Regions from separate parts of the Homo sapiens genome. Here region 2 is linked to region 1. Evidence: chromatin loops called from intact Hi-C (ENCODE). Cell type or tissue: CD4-positive, alpha-beta T cell. All regions are shown on one strand. Each heading gives the region's core, and the rest is flanking DNA. Links, peaks and the distances in the headings are about the cores only. Region 1 overlaps PRCP (prolylcarboxypeptidase). Region 2 overlaps RAB30 (RAB30, member RAS oncogene family).

Region 1 (8,337 bases), core at 68-8,067:
CACATTATGTGAACGCGTAGTCTCTTTCTCTCTCTCAAAATATCTTGTTGTACTGTACTCACCTATTTTCTGACCATGGTTGACCATGGGTAACTGAAACTGCAGAAAGCAAAACCATGGATAAGGTCTATAAGCACACTCATCGGTTATTTATTCCTGGCCAGTGATGAGCAAGGCACTTTATTAGACCACGTTACATATTGTACTCAGCTCTGGGCACACCATCTGTAAGAGGGAATGTTAATTAATCCAGTGTGAGCAGGGTTAGGAGGACTTTAGAATATAGTGTTATATGGGAAATAGTAAGAACTGGGGTTGCTCAGTTGGAGAACAGAAGATTTATGAGGTCATCACAGTTCTTTGCAGGAGGAGTGGTAGTATGCAAGATTGGATTGTGAGTTACATAGATCACAGGTCTGAACTCCTGTTCGTGAGAAACGTGGTTTTTGCCTTTTTTGGAGGTTGAGGGGTCTTTGTCCTTTTACATTATACCAGCAGATACCAGCCTCTATCTCTCAGAAGATGTGATGTAGTTATAACAGTGGTGTCAGGAGAATATTTTGCATGTATAGAAGAAACATTCAGAACAGTCCAGGTGCAATGGCTTATGCCTATAATCCCAGCACTTTGGGAGGGCAAGGCGGGTGGATCACTTGAGTTCAGGAGTTCGAGACCAGCCTGGGCAACATGGCAAAACCCCGTCTCTACTAAAAATACAAAAAGTAGCAGGGAATGGTGGGGCACGCCCATAGTCGCAGCTACTCAGAGGCTGAGGCAGGAGAATTGCTTGAACCCAGGAGACGAAGTTTGCACGAGCCAAGATCATGCCACTGCACTCCAGCCTGGGCGACAGAGTCAGATTCTGTTTCAAAAAAAAAAAAAAAAAAAAAGAGAAACATTTAGAACAATAGACTATAAAGGAAGAAAATCAGTAACACATCATCTTATGTTTAACAAAGCAGAAGAATATAAACTTTCAAGGCCTTGATGATATGCAGCCTTACATTATTTTTATGAGATTATTATTGAAATGCTTATATATCATATATATGAGTTCTGGCAAGATTATTTACTCCTTAAAATAGAATAAATACAGCATAGTTTAGATTACCTTGCAAATCAGCAAACAGATTATGGCAGCATTTGTCTGTGGTGGACAGGACCTCATAGCTCTGGGCATATTCAGGCTGCATGAAGATAGGAATGACCTTAATTCTCTTGCCCCCTGTCCTCTCACAACCCCTTTATGACATTCTCATCCTAGTTTTATCCAACCATTAAACTTCTCTGCTCCTGCTCCTGGGTTGTAAATATCTGCTAAGCGGCAGATTATTGTGCATACCAATTCAGTCTCCAACCTCAGGAGCTTTATGGAGGCCTAGGCATCAGTTTTTTCTTCCATGCTGAACTTTTACCTCTGTCTTTAAATCATTGCCATCCTAGGCTCTCTTTTACTATCTCTTTTAATAGATTACTTTGTCCCTTTACTTCATTGACTAAAAACTAAGGTGTTATATGAGAGGCATTTTAACTAGAATCCTTTTAGTTTCCTCCCTCGGTAATTAGAAAGATAACTCTTGCATCCATCTGTTTCCCAGTGGAGAAGGGGTTCCCAAGTCAGATCCTTCTGTTGGTGCTATTGACCCCATTCCCTCCTTCCTTCCCAGGATCTCGCAGCATCACATATCCCTCACTTACCTAGAGTCTCAACTATTCCCTCCAATTACTTTTTGTCCTAGGGTATTATACCTCTTCCCTGTTTCTTCCTTCTTAAAACTCTGTTGTTGGAAACACAAATTTTACACATTGATCAAATCAACATTTTGCAGCACATGTGGATTCACCAAACACTAGTATGCTGCTGAACGAGCTGCTATGTTGTACATTTTACAGAAAGCTGTTTCTCAGGTAAAGTTATTGTGTCCTGGCTGACAGCCATGACTTTAAAGTCCTTTCCAGTCTTAAAAACTTTGACTTATAACCTTGTCACCAAGATCAATTATATTTTAGGTAATATGCTTTGGTAAAATGCTGATTAGTCCTTCTCCTGCACTCCCTGCAATGTTGGCCTTCTGTCCATATTATTTGTAGTTATATAGAACTGTTTCTTCACCCAGCAGAAGGCATGCATTTCCTGCTTCCTCAGCAGTCCAAATGTTATGTGGTGCTCTTAGATTTAAGGCTTGGGTTCTCCATTAGGCATGTGATTTGTCACTGGGCAAAAGGCACATCCAACTACAGTGTTGTGCAACTCTTCCAAAGCTGGGAACAGACCCACCCAATAAATGAACCTGCACAAACTTGACCTTCTTGGGAACTTTGCTTTCCATTCTCATTTTTGTTTTTATACCAACTGCAGAGCCATGATGCATGCATGCATTCATTTACTCTCTATATATTCATTGGTCTTCTACTACATGCCAGGCCTTATTCCAGTCACTGTGTACTCAGAAGTGGACAAAACAGAAAAAAGTCCCTGCCTATTTGAGTCTATTTCCAGTGGATGTTTTTCATTCACTGTTGGTTTAGAGAAACAATCTTGGATTTCAGCTAGGTTTCTTTCCTCCCTTTCTCCCTCTCTTCCTTCTTTCCTTCCTCCTTTCCCTTCCCTTCCTTCTCTTTCTTCTGTCTCTCTATACCGCTTTCTTTCTTTCCTTCCTTCCTTTCTTCCTTCTTTCTTTTCTTCTTTTCTTCTTCTTTTTTTTTTTTTTTGAGATGGAGTCTCACTCTGTCGCCCAGGCTGGAGTGCAGTGGCATGATCATAGTTCACTGTAACCTTGAACTTCTGGGCTCAAGGGATCCTCTGATCTCAGCGTCCTGAGTAGCTAGGACTATAGGCATGTACCACCACACCCGGCTAATATTTTTATTTTTTGTAGAGACAGGGTCTTGCTATGTTGCCCAGGCTGGTCTTGAACTCCTGGGCTCAAGTGATCCTACCACCTTGGCCTCCTGAAGTGTTGGAATTACAGGTGTGAGCCAGTGCACCTGGCCTAGGTTTTTCTTTTTCCTTATTTATTTATTTATTTTTTGAGACAGAGTCTTGCTCTGTCACCCAGGTGGGAATGCAGTGGTGTGATCTTGGCTTACCGCAACCTCTGCCTCCCAGGTTCAAGTGATTCTCGGGCCTCAGCCTCCCAAGTAGCTGAGATTATAGGCGTGTATCACCATGCCTGGCTAATTTTTTGTATTTTTGTAGAGAAGAGGTTTTGCCATGTTGGGCAGGCTGGTCTCGAACTCCTGGCCTCAATTTGATCCTCCCGCCTCAGCCTCCCAAAGCGCTGGGATTAAAGGTGTGAGCCATTGTGGCAGCCCAGTGAGTCTAATCTCATCTCCCATGTCTTCCCCTCATAAACCTCTTGCCGTAAAACAACAGTTCCTGAATTTATGCTCATTCTGTATAGCTCATCATAGCCTTGCACATGTTTTTCTTCCTTTGCTTGAAATGCTCTTTTGTACCTGAAAAAAAAAAATTCTTCTCTGTGTTTCAGCTCAGATATTACCTCCTTGGTGCAGCCCTCTGTAATTTCCTCAGGCAGGGTGGTGACTTTGGCTTCTGAGCTCCCACAGTGCTTTGTATACAGAACTTAACCACACCACTGCTTGGTTGTTTACTAGCACATTAATCATTTCTGTTAGATTCTCCAGAACTTGAGAAATGGAATTGTATCTTAGTTTTTTTCTTAATACCTGCCTTTTAGTGAGCACTCAATAAGTATTTTTAAATGAAAGAAAAATTTAATATTAATGTGATTTAGTGCAATATAATTTACATATGCCTGTATAGTGAAATAGAAATATAAACATGTATCTTGTAAAATAATATATATCTTCAATGAGATTTTAAATGTTTATCAATCTGCTTTTGAATTATCTTATTATACATACAGAACAATGCATTATCCTAACTCCAGAATCCCCTCATTCTCTTTTACAGTCAGTTTTCCCCTGCACTGGTAACCAATATCCTGGTTTCTGACAGCACAGATTTTGAATCCTGACTTTAAAAAGAAGGGGGATGATTGTTGTTTCAATCATGTGAACATATAATATATTTATTTAGAAAAGAAAGATTTAAAATAATTGGCCTCTGTGTCTGTTTTTTATCCAAGAGTTTGGACTTGAGATCTAAGTTCCCTTTCTGTCCTAAGATTTTCTGAAACTTAATTTAAAACTTAACAAACCGGGTGTGGTGGTGTGCGCCTTTAGTTACAGCTACTCTCGAGCTTAGGAAGGAGGATCGCCTGAGCCCAGGAGTTCGAGGCTGCAGTGAGCTATGATCTGGCCACTCTACTTTGCCTGGGCTACAGAGGGGAGACCCCGTCTCTTAGAGAACAAACAAAAAAAAAGTAATGGTCTTTCCGACTTTACTACTTATATAAGGGCGCCCTCTGGTGGTGTGTCATTTCCTAAAATTTATATGCAGTGCTTGATTACAGCAGCACTTTATCTCTAATTTGGGAGCTTGAGCTGTGGCCCGGTAATTCTTCTAGTACAAAGCTTCCTGAAGCCGTGGGAAGGCATTGATTATGTGGTGCTTTCACAGAGCTGTTTGACCAACAGATAGAATCTCCCTCTAATGAAACACTTAACTGTTATTTGTCAAAACATGTTATTTCTTGATTTACTGGAGCATTTTAGGTATTCTCAACGGCAGGATATTTTCACCTCTGTTTTAGCAGTAAAGCAAAGAGTGTTTTGGTTTCACAGCATTTTGATAACTTAGCAATTCCCCCTCTGGGCCCAGGAGTTCTTGGTTTGAGGAAAGAAAGGTTATTAAGCACTGCAGAATTTTTCGAGAGGGTGTTTTCTCTCCCCATTTGGTTACTAAGCACAATTTTTTTTTCCACATAGATAGATGCTGTTGTGATATTTATTTATACCATTATTGAATTTATAATAGCTTCTCATATTTTCTCAAGCACTGGCTACTAATATATAACACATCTGTGATAATTTTAACATTAAGAAGGGAACCTCATAATCAGAAACACAAGAACCACTTACTTAGAAGATTTAAACTGCATCAGTTGAGCAATTATCTATGGCCGGGCGCGGTGGCTCATGCCTGTAATCCCAGCACTTTGGGAGGCTGAGGCAGGTGGATCACTTGAGGTCAGGAGTTTGAGACCAGCCTGGCCAACATGGTGAAACCCTGTCTCTACTAAAAATACAAAAATTATCCGGGTGTGGTGGTGGGCACCTGTAATCCCAGCCACTTGGGAGGCTGAGGCAGGAGAATTGCTTGAACTCGGGAGGTGGAGGTTGCAGTGAGCCGAGATCACGCCCCTGCACTCCAGCCTGGGTGACAGAGCAAGACTCCGGCTCAAAAAAAAAAAAATTAAAAACAATTATCTATAAAGTATCTGCCATGTACAAGGGCACTGTGGTAGCTATTGTGTTCTTGCCTTTCAAACCATCTGAGTATAGGAGGCTGGGGCACTAAATTTTCCCCATGATGGACTCTCCCATTATCACTTATTTGCTTCCCTTTCTCATTTACCATTTTCTCTTTAAATAAATTTATTTCTAAGAGTCTCATTTTTAAGATTAGGGGCATGTTAGGAAAAAAAAAGCATAGGAGTCAGGGAATGCAGTTCTGTCTCCTGGTTAACACTTATAGAAGTATGTGTAAAGAGGAGCAGTGTCTTATTACATACGAAGATGATTGCCTTTGAAGCATATCTCTGAGAGGACTTCCACCCTTTTTGTTAAGATGGAAGCTCGACCCTCTAAGGTTGGCAATGACGAGAGCATCTTCGTGGGAAGGGAGGACAGTATCTTCTTGGACTCACCTTCCTCTTGGAGGGACTTGTAAACATTTCCTTTGCTACCACTACACTCACTGGGGGATACCGTTTCCTCTTTAATTCTTTAAGTCAAATTTAATCTCCAATACTTTCTGGTATCTTCATTGTATGGATGAGTAAAGGTAGAACATTTAAGCAGGGTTTTTGAAAGGCCTTGACATAATAAAGAAGAAATAAACCAGGAGTCATCCAAGAGCCAGAGATCTGACTCATAAGATGTGGCTTGCTCTCTGATCTTGTCCTACCTCTAGGGTGCCCATGTGTGAGGGACAACTTAGTAGGAATCCACTCCTAGACATCCATCCTTCTCCAACTGTAGATCTAGGGCTTGTCTAAACTCCACCTTCCTTCCATGTTTTAGTCCTTCTTTGGGAACCCGTGTTCTTCTAACATAAAAGTGTCCATCCTTTCAGGGCATATCAAGCTTGCCCAGAAAGCTGTCAGTCTCCATTTAAGAACTCTAATGGAATGTAACCCCACAATCCCCAAATTAATATAAGACACACACATCAAATGGGAGAAAGAGGGTCTTATTTTATTTTAGATCTCTGCATTAGAGTTGGAAACCAGAGCACATGAAAAACTCCTTTAAGGTGCTTTGATTTATTGGAGGCGTAAGTTAATTTTTTTGGTCATGTATATCTCTGGGTATACTTTTTGTATCTTTAGTAAAATTTTAGTTAACTGTTATTAGATGTCTGGGTGCCTGAATAAATCCAACTGCATACTGAATTTTCTAAAACCGAAGGCTGCCAAGAAGGAGCCAATGTGATTTTGGTTTTATCAGTGGCCTAATGGAGTTAGCAATAGTAGTGTAGTAACAATTATTGTCAGGTCAGTGAAAAGACCAACATTCCACATATTCTGCAATGTAACTGTTAGTAAATGGCTGGGAGATTTGTCCTTCATTTTGCAAATTTAGGAGAAAGATACTCACTCTTAAGTGTCGCCTACCGAGGGTTGAAGTTTATAGTCAGCTTTATCTGCATGAGCGTGTTATAATGCAAGGAGTATAAAGATCTGGGTTTTCTTGGAGGCGGGATTGGGTAGGGGTTAAAAGCACATGAAAAGAATTACATTTGATTCCTAATTATTAGTTACATTACCTTGGGCAAGCTCTCTGACCTCTCTGAGCATCAGCCTTCTTATTTTAAAACTGGGTGATGAAAGTGGCCCCAGAGGGTAACTGCCGAGATGGTGAAGGGATCTGTGTAGAGCAACAGCACTGTGGCAGACACGTGGTAGGTGCTCTGTGTTATTCCCTCCCATCCCCACCTCTCCCACCCCCGCTGTCCCCAAGTTGCCATCAAAACTAACAGATGTAATGTTGCTACTGATTTTTCTGGATGCGAACTTTATTCTTGAGTGGTTTTAAAGTCCAAATAATTACTTTTATACAATAAACATCATTTAAAGGATGGTCTCTTTTCTTCTTGCCTACCCATTCTCACAGATCTATTTCTCCTCCACATGGTAAAGTGGGGAAGCATGTTTTGAAATTTCTTGGGCCATAAAAAAAATTATAAAAAAGAAAAAATGAAATTTCTAGGACCACGTGCTAGAAAGAACTGCTGTGCATGACTAGAGAGGTTTGTTTCCTTTCCAAGGTCATACGGTGTTGTCTTTACCATGCTATTATTTATTTTAATTGGTTCAATAAACCAAACTGCAAAAATAAAGTTCTAGCTCTGCCTCTGCCTTGTGACCATGGCTAAGTCATGTGACCTCTTCGAGCCTAATTTCTTCAGTTGAGCAACACAGACGGAATGGTTTCTAAGGCCCTTGTGACCTTTCCGTGTTGTAATTCATAAAATCTTTATTCAGGAGCCCAGAACAGGGAGTGGCACGTGGGTCCCACTTCTCAACAGCAGAGGGCATGCTGCCCCTAGTGTGCCTGGCCATTAGGTGTTGAAAACTATCTAGTTATCTAGCCAGAAGTTGATATCCTTGATGATAGGAAGGAGCCAAGGAAATTCTGTAAATTCATGTTGTGCAAAGAACATTTCACTACGTATTTCCAGTTGTTTAGCACCTAGGTGAAGCACTCAGAAAATAGGAGATTTTGACATTCTAAGGTCCTGTAATTCTGTGAAGAACTTAATCTGTCTCCCATCTAAGTACTCCGTGCTTAGGATTGGTGTGCAAATGGGATAGAGAGGAGAACTAACATCTTTTAAGCACGTATATATCTGGAACTATGCCTGGTACATTAGGTGCATTTTCCCTATCCTCACAGAAATCCTTTGAATTGTATGTGGTTATCCTTATTTTATACAGGAAGATACTAAGGTTCAGAGAGGTTAAGTAATTTGCCCGAGGCTTCACAGTTAGAAGAGATTCAAGTTCAGGTCTTTTAACTCCGAAGTCTGCTTTCTTGCCAGGGTTCCTCTCTCTTTTCCCCAATCTTAACAATCAAGGCTGATTGCTGGGAGCAGGAGTACCTTGGGCATGGCCACACAAGGGAATTTGGCTTTCTCTGGTTCTGAAGTTCTTGTGGCCCTTGTGATTCTAGATGGAAGTGTTTCTC
Region 2 (8,337 bases), core at 123-8,122, 120 kb before region 1:
GAAACAATGCACTCAGCCATAATGGCTTATTTCCAGAGTTCTTCTAGTCTTTTTTATGGGGGAAGGAAGGAATTTTGGATGATGTGTTTACAGATTAGAAGACAGAAAATGGCTAAGGCAAGTTTGTCCTGTCTCCTGTCATGTCACAAGTGACATAAAGATAAGGAAGAAATTTCTTTTTGGATCTCTTGAGCTGGGCCAATAAGCAGGTGCTACCTCCTCTAAACAGCAGCCCCATGAAAGAGCCTCCCGATTTCTACATTTCATTATGAATCACTTATTTAAATTATCCTGTCTCCTCTCATATCCTTGTCTCTAAAAAGGAAAGACACTAAATGAGGAGTATGGGAAAGGATACATGCTCTCTAGCCCCTGCTTCCTGCCCCTCCAGCCTTTGTGGCTTCTGGATGATTTGGTACTTGGAAGAAGTATGGTGTGTCCAGGAACAGGACAAAGGAGAGAATGTTTATTGAGTACCTACAATCTGTCAGTGCCTCTGCTGGGTGCTTTTACATATGTTATATTTAGTTTAGTCCTTACTGTAAACCTGTGGGGTAAGTGGTATTATCCTCGTTTTACTGGCTTCAGAGAGGTTAAATAACTTACTTATCCATGGCTACACATAGATAAGTATAGGAAGGGGGACAGGCAGGATTTGAACCCATTTCACCAACCAGTACACCCCACTGCCTTTCTGGGGTCTCCTCTGCCATGAAAGAAGAAGGGAAGAAAGGCACACTAGGCCTATCACCTGGAGCAAGGAAAGGAGGAAGGTGATGGAAAGAAATGTGAAGGGAGACTAAATCACCTGGAAGGAGGATAAATATACTGATGTTTGGCACTGTGCTCTACCTGCCGTCAGAGTTACTGAAGTTCCACAGTTGGCTCTTCAGAGCTGGGTTTTATGGAAAGAAGTGATAGCCAAGGCCTGGTACAGTGGCTCACGCCTATAATCCCAATACTTTGGGAGGCCAGGAGTTGAAGACATAGCGAGACTCCATGTCTTCAAAAGATAAAAAATTGTCTGGTCATGGTGGCATGCGCCTGTAGTCCCAGCTACTCGGGAAGCTGAGTGAGAGCATTGTTTGAGCCTGGGAAGTTGAGTCTGCAGTGAGCCATGATTGTGCCATTGCACTCCAGCCTGGGTGACAGAACGAGACCGTGTGTGTGTGTGTGTGTGTGTGTGTGTGTGTGTGTTGGTGACAGAGAGAGAGAAAGAGAGAGAGAAGGCTGGGGGAGGGATGGAAAGAAGGAAGGAAAGGAAGGATAGCCCAGCTATCAGCAGCACAATGAAAACTGGCATTTTAGAGTTCTACCTTGATTCCCAACCTAAGCATCCTATGTTTGGGTCCATTTATTTGCATCCTTCTCCCATACGTACATGCTCTCCTTCCTTTGAGTGCCTTGGGAAGAGCAGAGAAGCTCCATAATGCTCTTCAGCATTTTCTAGATACTTGCCATCACAGAGAAGTGTTTAGGAGGAGGTCCTTGAATGGGGGCCAGAAGCTCTCTCAGTGTCTCTTCCAGCCCTGACTCCTTAAAATAGCTCATACTGCAGAGACATCCACACCAAATACAGCAGTGAATGGGGAGCTGGAGCACTGGAAGATAAAAGCAGGGTATGAAATCCACATAAATGCTAACTAAAAAGTGAACAAAAATAGTGTGGGGGGTGGGAAGAAGGAGCTAGGCTGTGGGGACAGGAAAGAGAGACAGGAGTGTGCTCAGGAGGCATTGATGGGAGGAGCCTTTTGTAGCTTTCTGTTGTCCTAGTGGAGGGGAGGTAGTTACCCAAGGAGTTGGGTAAAGATAACTACTATTTCATGCATTTTACTTCCAGATATTTGGGTTTTCCATTCATATATATATGAGTTCATTTATTTGATTTAGTGCCTACTACCTTCCAGGCACTGGCCATAAATAAGGGTGAATAAGGAATGGTCCCTGCTGTTAAAGAACAGGCTTATTTTTCTTTCCTGAATTCCCAGGCATAAATATTCCATTTATTCTACTTTCTGCAAACCTTATTTTAAAAAGTGCTTATTACACTGCAAAAATTGATATTTTTATAACATCTGACTCCACCATAAGGCCACAGGCTCCCCAAGAGCAAGGTTTGTGTCTTACTCATATTTGTATTCACAGCACACTTTCTATCCCCAGTACTTCTTCAGGCTTCTAGAACTTTATCTATAAAAAGTGACAGTTGGCTCATCTCCCAAATCCAGTCCAAATCAACTTGCCTGTGATTCTTTCAAGCCCAATATATAAAATAAAGATACAGGGTGGCCCTCTTCAACCACATGAATTTAAGGGCCTCATTAACATGTAGGCATATGAGGAACAACTTCTTTAATCCTTTCTTAGAAGAGGGCAGAACTGCATAGTTGTCTTATTGTCATCTTTTTTTTTTTTTTTTTTTTTTTTGAGAAAGGGTCTTGCTCTGTTGCCTAGGCTGGAGTGCAGTGGTGCAATCACAGCTCACTGCAGCCTCGACCTCCTAGGCTCAAGTGATCCTCTCACCTCAGCCTCCCAAGTAGCTGGGACTACAGGTGTGTGCCACCATGCCCAGCTATTCATTTTTATTTTTATTTTTTGTAGAGATGGGGTCTCACTATGTTGCCATGTTGATCACTCCTGGGCTGAAGTAATCCTTCTGCCTCAGCCTCCCACAGTGCTGGGATTACAGGCATGAGATACCACATCCAGCCTGTCATCCTTCTTCTTTAACATTTACTGAGTATCTTTTCTCAGTGATGTTAAAGTGTCTTTTTGCTAGTAGTTTGCGGGCTTTCCCAGAGCCTCATAAAGTCAGTGGATAAGAGAATCCACCAGTGATTCGTATGGCATCACCCGCTTGGTGAGTGGCAGGACCACTCTCCTGACACCCTCATCAGTGTCCTCTACAAGTATCATTTTTTCCAGGATGGCTCCCAGGATTGAAGGCAGGGAATCCAAGGTATTAGATTTTTGTAGCTATTAAGGCCAAGTAAGCGCCAAATCAGTAAAAACAAAATTAATGAAGAGGCCCTTCTCTTAAAAGGGTCTGCATTATGAAGGTGACCTCTGGTAGAAAATATAATTAAAACATATATAGACCACTGAACTGTATGCTTAAAAGTGGTTAAAATGATAAATTTTATGTATGTTTTAGCAGAATAAAAAAAATGGAAAAAACACAGAACTTTCTCATATATATTTTAGTCTATTATAAATTAATGAGTAATAAGAAAAACTCTAAGCTCAATTTAAACCATTTTAGCCTTAAGAGATAAATCATAATAGAAATAGAAGATTTGCTGTATCTCTTTCCAGTCAGATCTATGTTGATAGATAGGAGAGTCATGAAAGTATTTATATGTATTTGTTTCTTCAACCATCTGTCCATCCATTCATTCCTCCATCCTGTGTTGTAGTAAATGTTTTGTGCCAAGCACTGTGGTGGTAAAGCATCCCTGCCCCTTAGGAACTTACTATCATCTAGCTCCATCTGTGAAATCTTCTTTAATACCCTACTAATCTGTTAAGTAGAATTGACCAGTTCCTCCCTTGTGATTCCACAATCCTTTGTTCATTTAGTTAGCCATCATTCAAATGTTTCTACCACGTGCTGTGTGCTGTGTTAGGAAGGTACTGGGGGTGTAAGGTCAAATAAAAGACAGCCTTTGCTCTCAAAGAACTCAGTAGTAGAGTAGTAAACCAATGATTGCAGTACATTATTATGACGGTGAGGCAATGGAGTTTAAGTAGTGGTGCAGAGAAGAGAGTAGACAAACAATGTAGCCACATGCTGAAGGTGAGAGTGGTTAGAAAGCCCGTGGCTACAGTATTGAAAACATATTGACAGGCATGAGACTAACAGCAGGAGACGCTCTCTTCCTTTTTAATAGAACATCTTGTATTCTGCTATAGTTAATTAACTGTGTGTGTCCTTTCTATAGACTGTGAGCTGTTTGAAATCAGCGTTGATTTTATTCATCTTTATATCCTCCCTGTGTTTTATTCATCTTTATATACTCCATGTGCCTAGCACAGTACCTTGCATATATTAATGTCCTATAGATGCCGAAAGGCGCAAATGAATTGCAGAGAATGGTGAAACCAAGTTGAGTGACAAAGGCAGTAGAATATGAATATCCTCAATAATCAACTGTCAGCTAGAAACAGGCAGCCCCCTATGAGAAGGTAACATATCTTGGCATGCTCATACAATCGCTGTTCTAGAAAATATTTCAGTGACTTTAACCCTCGAAGCTGTTCTCAAGATGTGGGAACACACTGATTTCTAATACTGAACAGTTCCTAAATCGCAATCACAAGTGTTTTAGGGGCTCAGTGCAGCTTTAAAACAATAGCCCATTATTCTAAGACACATCCTGGCAGAGGGGAACCGTGTCCCTAGGTTTGAGGCAGAGAAGAGAAATAGCCTTTGTCCCAGCAAAAACCGTAACATCTGTACAGTGGCCTTTAGCATACACAGGCTTTCATGTGTATCATCGAAGAGCAGCTGCAACTGCAGATCAAAGGAGAGCCTTTGTGTGCTGCTGATTCATGGCAGGGACTACGGGTCACTCAGCAGTCTCTTTAGCTAAGCTAGTATGAGCAGAGGGTGACAGCAATGGATTCATCCTCTTTGGATACAGATGCACATTTTAGTTAGTCTTTGGTGGCAACAGCAGCATGGGAGCATGGAATGAGTCCTCAACTGGAAATAGAAGGCCTGGATGCCATGTCCTAGCTTTGTGAATAACCAGTTAGTTAAGGGACAGTTTCCATTAATACGGGGAGGTGTACACTTGCCTACCTCACTGGATTGTTGTAAAGATTAAATGAGACCATCAGTAAATATTTGAGCACCTCCTATTTGCCAAGTGCTCTATTTGCTCTAAATGGACCCTGACGTCTCCCTCATGAAGCTTTCAGTTTAGTGGGAAAGATGGCTATTAAACAAATTATTACAAATAAATGATTCAGGCATGTCAGGTGCCATGAGGGAGAATGACAGGATGTATCGCAAGAGAGACTGTGTGGGGTGGGGGGGTGGGGAACCTAGCCTAATCTGAAGGTTCTGGAAAGCCTTCCTGAGGAAGCAATCTTATGTCCCTGGACATGAATACACCTGTGACCTGTGAAATTCGTGCAATTAGAAGGAAAGATTATTGTTTTTGTTGATGTTCTTATTTCTCAAGGCCTTGTGTTTTGTTCTACACTTAGCAGCCACCCTGGAGAATAATTCGTTTTCAGTAGTTGTCTACTCTGTGCAGGGAAATTGACAAGTATTGTCTTCTTCTTTGTTATTAGAATTATTAGTTATTAGGACTTAGAACTGGTAGATAACTGCAGAAAAAGTGAACCTTCAGCAGGTTGTGTGTTATTAACCACTTTTTATAAAGAAATAATCAAAGCCCAAAGAGATTAAGTGACTTGGCCAAGGTCATAGAACTTAAGAGACCTGAAGGAAAATTATATTGTTGTCTGCCATGGCATGATTCCTGTTTTCTTTAACAAAGATAATACCTTAATACATCCATTTGAATTTTGAACTGGAAAAGTGGTGAGGTTGGCTCTCCCTCCAGTTGCTGATTAAATGCCAACAGTCACAGCTTGCCCTGTATCATGCCTTTTGTAATATGGCATTGTGAGTAAGAACGGGGACTCTGGGACCACAATGCCTGGTTGAATTGGTTCTGGGACATATTGGCTATGAGATGCTGAACAAGTTAATTAATCTTACTGTGCCTCAGTTTATTCATGCAAGAAATGGGTATTATGATAGTATCTACCTCATAGGGTTACTGTGAGGAATAAGTGAGTTGCCACAGGTAAAATGCTTAGAATAGAGCTTGGCACATAATAAATGCTTGACGAATTTCCTATATGTATTTTTTTAAGAATGAAAAGGAAACTCTTAACAAAGAAAAAACAAAACAAAACAAAATAAGCCCCTCTCCCTAACCAGAAACACACCCAACAGATTTTTTTTTTTTTAATTTTCAGTGCTTTTTTTTTTTTTTTTTTTTTTTTTTTTAGGGCAGAAAATAACCATGAAATTGTTTGGGTAAAGGTGTACCCATTTTCAAACCAAAGCAAGGCAAAGCTTTTTTTTTCTTTTTTTCTCCAACCTGATCCTTCTTCACCTGATTCTTATCTTATGCCTTTACAGCTACAGATCTGGGACACAGCAGGTCAAGAGAGATTTCGGTCCATTACCCAGAGTTACTACCGAAGCGCCAATGCCTTGATCCTCACCTATGACATTACCTGTGAGGAATCCTTCCGTTGCCTTCCTGAGTGGCTGCGGGAGATAGAACAATATGCCAGCAACAAGGTCATCACTGTGTTAGTGGGTAAGTAAGGGCTAACGAGGAGGGAAATTGATTTGTGGGCATTAGAGGATTTATAATCACATAAAGCTTATACATTGGTGCCTTCCAAGAATATAGTCTTTAGCTAATAATTCATGCAGTCAACCTTCAGTTCTTCTGCAATTGAAGAGAAAATGAAATAGGTCCTATCCCATGGTGACAGTTTAGAAAAATAAAGTAGAAAACATTTTCTATCAATGTAGGCTCTAGGGAAGAAGTTGGATGGCCATGAAAGTTATGTGAGCTGCTAAAAATTTAAAAAGTCTAATTACAAGATGAAAGGAATGGCTGTTCTAGAAGAAAAATGTATCTTTTAAGTTGATATGGAATTCATTATTGAAGCAATTGTTTATTGCCTAAAAGGTGGATTTTGGTAATTTTTTTTCCCTTCCTAACATTTAGGCTGATTTGAGAAATTCTGTGTTTCAGAAAGAATCTGCTAAGGGCAATGCTGTAGTTTGTTTCATCTTGTAGGAGAATAAAACCTCTATTTAGTATGGGGGGAAAGCACAAAACAACCCTTGATTTTCTATCATGACTGATATATGCATTGAAATGGACCAGGTCATTAAAAACTTCTCTGTTTGTAGTGGAAAAGTGTTAGTAACCATTTGATCATTAACATATTTTCTTCCTAGAAAGGAACGTTCCTATATAGTCTAGCAATACCTGAATTAGGGAAATTTGAGTAGAGATCCTTAGAAGCATTGTTAAGTTACAAATTATGGTTAATAATAAGCTCAGTAAACACTTTAGAATAGTGTTATAATTGGTATATATGTGCCAGGAATGATACGAGGAACTTTATGTGTCATGATCCCTGATTTACAGATCAGGAAACCACGGCTCAAAGAGGTGAAGTTCTTTTCCCAAGGTCACATAGCATGTAAGATCAACTCCAAGCCCTGTAGTTGTCCAGCTGTAATATGTTACGTTGTAACAAATTGCTGGACTTTTCCTTCAGGCTGCTGGATGAAGCATCTGTGTTTCTATGAGCTAGTGCTCCCTGTAAAACCCTTTTGGACAATGTTGAACCTTTGCCATAAAGCATTTGAGAGGTCTGCATTTGTACCTTCTGTTTTACAGAAAGCCTTTGGGAACTTGAGTCAAAGCATTACTACTTGGGATTTTATCTAAGGAAGGTAAATGAAGATTTGAGGGGAGACAGTTAGTTCAATATGAAAGAGGAATTGGCTTAAAACACAATTTTACTATGGAAAATTTCAGACATAAACAAGAGTAGAGAAACAGTATAGTGAATCCCCTTCTACACATCTCCCAGCTTTCACAGTTACCAACTCATGACCAATCTTATTTTCTCTTCCCTAGCAATGCTGTCCACCTTCTCCCTCAGATTATTTTGAAGCAAATCTCAGAGGTTGTATTAATTCATGTTTCAATATCTGTGTATATCTCTAATAGATTTTTAAAAAGAAAACCTAACCTCAGTGGCATTTTTACACCTAAAATATGTTAACAATTCCTTAGTATCCTTAAAAACTTAGACAGTGTTCAAATTTCCCTGATCGACTCATGATTTTTTTTCGTTTGTTTGTTCAAATTAAGATCCAAATAAGGTCCAGAAGCCGGGCATGGTGGCTCACACCTGTAATCTCAGTGTTCTGGGAAGCTGAGGCAGGAGGATTGCTTGAGCCCAGCAGTTCTGACCAGCCTGGGCAATGTAGCGAGATTAGCCAGGCATGATGGCATCTACCTGTGGTCCCAGCTACTCAGGAAGCTGAAGCAGGAGGATCACCTGAGCCCAGAAGTTGAAGGCTGCAGGGAGCTATGATCACACCACTGCATTCAGCCTGGGTGACAGAGCCAGACTCTTTAAAAAAAAAAAAAAAAAAAGCCAAGTAAGGTCCATATGTTGTAATTGACAGCTACATCTTTTCATCCTTTTTTATGAAGTTTCCACTCTCATTTTTTTTCTCTCTTAGAATTTTTTGCTAATGCATTTGTTTGACCT

The links. A loop is a pair of places that touch in the nucleus more often than their neighbours do. Peaks named below come from ENCODE experiments on the same cell type or tissue, not always from the same donor. Only the 100,000 strongest peaks of a DNase experiment are listed, where the experiment ranks them.
Region 2: a loop joins it to region 1, with 5 times the contacts of the local background. A loop is called at or near these places in 8 of 110 quality-filtered maps.

What each region holds. Positions count from the first base shown.
Region 1 is chr11:82,863,731-82,872,067 of GRCh38, reverse strand. The region is part of intron 1 of PRCP (prolylcarboxypeptidase); the gene reads left to right. Among named protein-coding and RNA genes, the nearest start is that of PRCP, 33 kb to the left of the region's middle. RefSeq lists an enhancer at 4,236-4,495. In CD4-positive, alpha-beta T cell, for the core only: CTCF peaks have their summits at 4,175, 4,375 (motif pointing left), 7,527 and 7,734; DNase peaks (open chromatin) are centred at 4,397 and 7,647.
Region 2 is chr11:82,985,597-82,993,933 of GRCh38, reverse strand. RAB30 (RAB30, member RAS oncogene family) reads left to right here. Exons shown (of 5, transcript NM_001286060.2): 4 at 6,164-6,347. Among named protein-coding and RNA genes, the nearest start is that of SNORA70E, 52 kb to the left of the region's middle. In CD4-positive, alpha-beta T cell, for the core only: a CTCF peak has its summit at 3,889; no DNase peak of the experiment used is centred there.